2 separate regions of the Homo sapiens genome follow, and region 2 is linked to region 1. A link is a contact called in ENCODE Hi-C or POLR2A ChIA-PET data. All regions are on one chromosome and are shown on one strand. Each heading gives the region's core, a stretch centred on a gene start or an enhancer-like site at or near the end of the contact. The rest is flanking DNA. Distances are from core to core; before and after follow the strand shown. Region 1 holds the start of IQCK-AS1 (IQCK antisense RNA 1). Region 2 overlaps VPS35L (VPS35 endosomal protein sorting factor like).

Evidence for each region. A loop is a pair of places that touch in the nucleus more often than their neighbours do. ChIA-PET counts read pairs that join two places held with the same protein, here RNA polymerase II (POLR2A). Pooled maps may share reads with other maps.
Region 2: a map of posterior cingulate gyrus shows a loop between it and region 1 (2.7-fold over the local background). The contact joins the enhancer-like site here to the promoter of IQCK-AS1 in region 1. A Hi-C loop is called at or near these places in 2 of 168 maps with a recorded cell type or tissue (both posterior cingulate gyrus) and 2 of 50 pooled maps. POLR2A ChIA-PET finds 5 or more read pairs at or near these places in 2 of 52 experiments (Panc1 and T-cell).

Annotation. Positions count from the first base shown.
Region 1 is chr16:19,764,812-19,767,865 of GRCh38, forward strand. IQCK-AS1 (IQCK antisense RNA 1) reads right to left here and starts at 1,259. Exons shown (of 4, transcript NR_188663.1): 1 at 1,158-1,259. The region is part of intron 6 of IQCK (IQ motif containing K); the gene reads left to right. RefSeq lists enhancers at 2,277-2,777, 2,778-3,054.
Region 2 is chr16:19,664,949-19,667,998 of GRCh38, forward strand. The region is part of intron 26 of VPS35L (VPS35 endosomal protein sorting factor like); the gene reads left to right. Among named protein-coding and RNA genes, the nearest start is that of KNOP1, 52 kb to the right of the region's middle. Within about 2 kb of position 1,648, at least 5 of the 41 ENCODE cell types and tissues checked have a DNase peak (open chromatin) inside an H3K27ac peak, as active enhancers do.

The sequences.
Region 1 (3,054 bases), core at 9-2,508:
CCTGAGTAGCTGGGACTACAGGTGCCTGCCACCACACCTGGCTAATTTTTTTTTTTTTTTTGTATTTTTATTAGAGACGGGGTTTCACCGTGTTGGCCGGGATGGTCTCGATCTCCTGACCTCGTGATCCGCCCACCTCAGCCTCCCAAAGTGCTGGGATTACAGGCGTGAGCCACCGTGCCCGGCGGATCACGAGGTCAGGAGATCGAGACCATCCTGGCTAACACAGTGAAACCCCGTCTCTACTAAAAATACAAAAAATTAGCCAGGCATAGTGGCGGGCGCCTGTAGTCCCAGCAACTCGGGAGGCTGAGGCAGGAGAATGGCGTGAACCCTGGAGGCGGAGCTGGCAGTGAGCCCAGATGGCTCCACTGCACTCCAGCCTGGGCGACAGAGTGAGACTCCATCTCAAAAAAAAAAAAAAAAAAAAATCAGTTTATATCTGGCCGGGCATGGTGGCTTATGCCTGTAATCCCAATACTTTGGGAGGCCGAGGTGGGCAGATCACTTGAGGTCAGGAGTTCGAGACCAGCCTGGCCAACATGGCAAAACCCCGTCTCTACTAAAAATAAAAAAATTAGCTGGGCACGGTGGCACGTGCCTGTAATCCCAGCTACTCAGGAGGCTGAGGCAGGAGTATCGCTTGAACCCGGGTGGTAGAGGTTGCAGTGAGCCGAGATCGCACCACTGTACTCCAGCCTCGGGGACAGAGTGAGACTCTGTCTCAAAAAAAAAATTTAGACTCTCGGCTCTCAGTTGTCACATATTTTGCTTAAATCTTCCCTCTTTGAGAATACCAAGATGAATAGACCCTTGGCTGACTCTGGCAATTTTGAGAATTTTAAAAACCCCAGATATTAACCAGTTTTTTTTTAAATCTAAGATTACACATTGAAAGGAGAGAAACATAGGAAAACCTTGTTTCTTATTTAGCTTTCAAACCTGTGCCTGATTTTATCCGCTATGAAATGTATAGCCCAAAATTTATTGATTTACATATATTTTTCTAAGACAAGCTTCTTTGAGTATCATTCTCCAAGTTGCTGCTTTGCCTTGAAAAAAAATTTTCCATTTGTAATAACCAATGAAAAATAACCTTAAAAATAAGATAACTTCTCTAATAAGAATCCTCTTAGCTTTATTTATTATACAAATACCTTAATTTTAAATGGTGCTGATGTCCACAGGAAGCTCATGTAAATATACTGTGAAGGAGCAGTAGCGGTCATTTCAGCTGCACTCCACAGGAACAGAAACACAAGAGCTCTTGCTTTAACGGGCATTTATATTCTCTACATCCATGACCTTTCAAAGAGATGCCCAGATGCATGATAAAAATTAAAGTGATATTAATCTATTTGATGCAATGAATGTCTATCGAACACCTACCCAGTTCAACTGCACAGAGCTTGGTGCTGTGGAAAAAACAGAGATGAATAAAGTATGGCCCTGGCCCCTTGGGGTGGGGGGACATGTTTACAACTTGCTGTAGTTTCTGTAGTGAGTGTTGTAATTCAAATGTTAACAAAGCATTAAAGGGAAGTGGGGAAGCATGAGACCATCCACGTGCCCTTCCTGGTGGGCCTGGAGCCAGCCCAGCTGGGGCAGCGGCCAAGCTGGTTGGTGCCCAGATTTGGTCCAAGGCAAGAACTCAAATGCTGCATTCTTCTTGTCTCAAGTAGGAATAGTCAGAGAAGCAAGCAGGAACCAAAGTTCTTAAGGAGAACAAGGGTGGGAGCCGGGAAATATCCAATCCAGGTTGTCTCAACCTTGGCACTATTGACATTTAGGACTGGATAATTCTTTGCTGTAAGGAGCTGACCTGTGCATTGTAGGATGTTTTGCAGCATCTCTGGCCTCCACTCACTAGATGCCAGTAGCACCCTCCTACAGTTGTGACAATCAAGAATATCTCCAGACACTAGCGTATGTCCCCAAGGGGAATGAGGCAAAACTGCCTCTGGTTGAGAACCTCTGATTTAGTCCAGTAGTTTCAAAACTTTAAAGCAGCACTTTGGGAGGCCGAGGTGGGTAGGTCACTTGAGGTCAGGAGTTCGAGACTAGCCTGGCCAATGCAGTAAAACCCCATCTCCGCTAAAAATACAAAAATTTGCCAGGTGTGGTGGCACATGCCTGTAATCTCAGCTACTTGGGAGGCTGAGGCAGGAGAACTGCTTGAATCCAGGAGGCAGAGGTTGCAGTGAGCCAAGAAGGTGAAACGGGAAAAATTACCTTGTCCCCCTCGCAGGGCATGCAACAGGGGGATGTGGCTCGCTTTTTCAGTGCCCTGCTGCTCAAACCTCTAGGGGAGCATACAGGCAGGCAGGTTGTCGGGCTCCCACCCGATGGCGGTGTCTATAGGTGAATTTACAGCTGAAGCCCCAGTGGGCATATGTTACCAGGTGCTCTCTTAGTTTGCCATCTATAGGCGGTTTGTGTTAACCAGCTCAATTCACCCTCTACCTTGTTGCGAGGACAGAGGGATTTCTGTATCCCAGGTTCTTGCCTTTGTGTACCAGAGAAATCAGATCACACGTGGGCTTGGAGAATGAGTGCAAAGTTTTATTGAGTGGAAGTAGCTCTCAGCCGATGGAGGAGCCAGAAGGGCACCATGGTTTTTCCCATGGAGTTGGGCTGCTCAGCGGCCACAGCTTTCCTCCGACTAACTGCCCTGGCCAAACTCAGCCTCGTCCTGCCAGGTGCCTGTGCCTGCCGTGTGCTCTTCTGCTGGTGTGCTCCTCTCAACATCCTCTCCGTGAGCAGCTGCTTGTATCTTTTTCCGCTGAAGTGCTCCTCTCGACGTTTGGCTGCCTGGGTGTCTGCCCGCTAGGGTCTCGGGCTTTTATATGCCCAGGACGGGGGGTGTGGCAAGCCAGGGTGGTCTTGGGAAATGCAACATTTGGCAGGAAATGGCTGTTCTCATCTAGGTCCCTGGGGGTGAAGCCCTAGCCAGGGACCACGCCCTCCTCTACGGAGCACTTCCCCTACCCCCTTCTTCCCTTCCCAGCACTCCTGTATCAGTGGTACCACTGCACGCCAGCCTGGGTGACAGAG
Region 2 (3,050 bases), core at 398-2,897, 99 kb before region 1:
CTTGGATGAAGGAAGCCTAGTCCGTGTACTTGCTGCTTTTCCCCTTCCTCTAGTGGAACCAGGACAATATATATTTTTTCCTTTTCTAAAAAAATTTTTGTGGGTACTTAGTAAGTGTATATATTTACAAGGTACATGAGATGTTTTGATTCAGGCAGGCAGTGTATAATAATTACATCCTAGAGAATGGTGTATCCATCCCCTCAAGCATTTATCCTGTGTGCTACAAACAATTCAGTTATATTCTTTCAGTTATTTTTAAATGTACAATTAAATTATTGACTAGAGTCACTGTGTTGTGCTATCAAATACTAGGTCTTATTCATTCTTTCTATTTTTATTTTGTACGCAGTAACCATTCCCACTCCCCACCATGCCCCACCATTACCCTTCCCAGCCTCTGGTAACTATCCTTCTACTCTCTGTCTCCATGGGTTCAATTGTTTTTGTTTTTAGCTCCCACAAATAAGTGAGAACATGCAAAGTTTGCCTTCCTGTGCCTGGCTTAATTCACTTAACATAATGCCCTCCAGTTTCACCCATGTTGTTGCAAATGACAGAATCTCCTTTTTTATGGCTGCATAGTACTCCATTGTGTATATGTACCACATTTTCTTTATCCGTTTGTCTGTTGACGGACACTTAGATTGCTTCCAAATCTTGGCTATTGTGAACAGTGCTAAAACAAACAGGAGTGCAGATATCTCTTCGATATACTGATTTCCTTTCTTTTGGGGGTAAATCCAGTGGTGGGATTGCTGGATCCTATGGTAGCTCTATTTTTAGCTTTTTCAGAAACCTCCGAATTGTTCTCCGTAGTAGTTGTACTAATTTAACATTTGCACCAGCAGTGTGTGAGGGTTCCCCTTTTCTCCACATTCTCACCAGCATTTGTCGTTGCCTGTCTTTTGGATAAAAGCCATTTTAACTGGGGTTCGATGATATCTCATTATAGTTTTCATTTGCATTTCTCTGATCAATGATGTTGAGCACCTTTTCATATGCTTGTTTGCCATTTGTATTTTTTTTTTTGAGAAACATCTATTGAAATCTTTTGCCCATTTTTAAAATCTGATTATTAGATTTTTTTTCCTATAGAGTTGTTTGAGCTCCTTATGTTCTGGTTATTAATCCTTTATCAGATGGGTAGTTTGCAAATATTTTCTCCCATTCTGTGGGTTCTCGTTTCACTTTGTTGATTGTTTCCTTTGCTGTGCGGAGCTTTTTAAGTTGATGTGATCCCATTTGTCCATTTTTGCTTTGGTTGCCTGTGCTTGTGGGGTATTACTCAAAGAGGGGACAATATTCTTTACTACTGGGAATCTGAGTTCTCCTTTTTCTGTAGGTCTTTAAAAAAAAATCCGTTATATCTTAAATGAGCTTCCATAGCTCTTAATAGCTACAAAACAAAGTGTTACATGAAGTTGACATGATTATTCTGAACTTTAAACTATAAGGATAAACTGCTGTCACATGGGGTAGGATTTGATTTCTAATTACTTAAGATAAGATTGAGAAGTCTCCAGACAATATTTTCTATATGGGGCAAGTCTTCTGAGGATAGAACTAAAAATCTGCTTTGGAACCCTGCATGCCCCAACCTTTAAATAACTGTTTATTTTAGCTCCGTCCTTTAGAGTGGAAACTGGGCGGGGTGGGTGAGAGGAGCCAAGTTCTGGGGACAAAGCTGCTCTCTTTTTAATGAGGCATAATAATAGGCACATTCTCTGGGCCAGTCAGTAACAAACACATAAATAGAAAAAAATGGTCTTTCAAGTTGCTCTGAGCAGAATTTGCATTCCCACTGAGAACCTTGTTTCATGATATACTTACTTCACTGTGGGACTGCCGGAGGACTAAGGAAATGAACTGCTTAAAGATAGGGCCTAGGAGATCCTGTGGGTTCCATAAGTAGGGCCATGTTTTTCTTTCTTTCTTTCTTTCTTTCTTTCTTTCTTTCTTTCTTTCTTTCTTTCTTTCTTTCTTCCTTTCTTCCTTTCTTCCTTTCTTCCTTTCTTCCTTTCTTCCTTTCTTTCTTTCTTTCTTTTTTTTTGAGACAGAGCATTGCTCTGTTGCCCAGGCTCGGCTCACTGCAACCTCTGACCGACGGGTTCAAGTGATTCTCCTGCCTCAGCCTCCCGAGTAGCTGGAATTACAGGCATGTGCCACCATGCCCAGCTAATTTTTGTATTTTTAGTACAGACAGGGTTTCACCATATTGGCCAGGCTGGTCTCAAACTCCTGACCTCAAGTGATCGACCCACTGGCCTCCCAAAGTGCTGAGATTACAGGCGTGAGCTACCGTACCTGGTTGGGCCATGTCTTACTAGTGGTCACAAGATAGAAGACCCTGCAGGCTCTGACCCTTTCTGGAAGGTTTCTCTATCAGAACGGACATCAGGTGGCTTTTCCTCAAGCCCCATATTTAATGTCTCTCCCCAAAACAATTGAGATAAGTGGATTCATAGACCAAAATACGTAACAGGCTTAGAAAATAAGTGTTGGCCCAATGCGGTGGCTCACGCCTGTAATCCCAGAACTTTAGGAGGCCGAGTCAGGCAGATCGCTTGAGCTCAGGAGTTTGGGACCAGCTTGGGCAACACGGTGAAACCCCATCTCTACAAAAAATACAAAAATTAGCCAGGGATGATGGTGCACTCCTGTAGTCCCAGTTACTGGGGAGGCTGAGGTAGGAGGATGGCTGGAGCCCAGGAGGCAGAGGCTGCAGTGAGTCGAGATCACACCGTTGCACTTCAGCCTGTGCGACAGAGCAAGACCCTGTCTGGAAAAAAAAAAAAAAAAACCAGAAAAAAAAATAGTTGTTAATTAGTATGATTATGTTGGTCTCATTGCCACAGTTTATGTTGTCAACGCTTTCTCTCACTTTTTTTTCATCTGTTTGTCTACCTGCCCATGACAGTACCCTGTTCACAGTTGGGGCTTAATAAATGTGGAAGGGGTTTGAGTTTGGGGTTCAGGAGACAGCCAGGCAAAGAAGCTTCCAGAGCAGAGCTAACTTGACTCAGAAAGCTTTACAAGGAGTGTCTTTC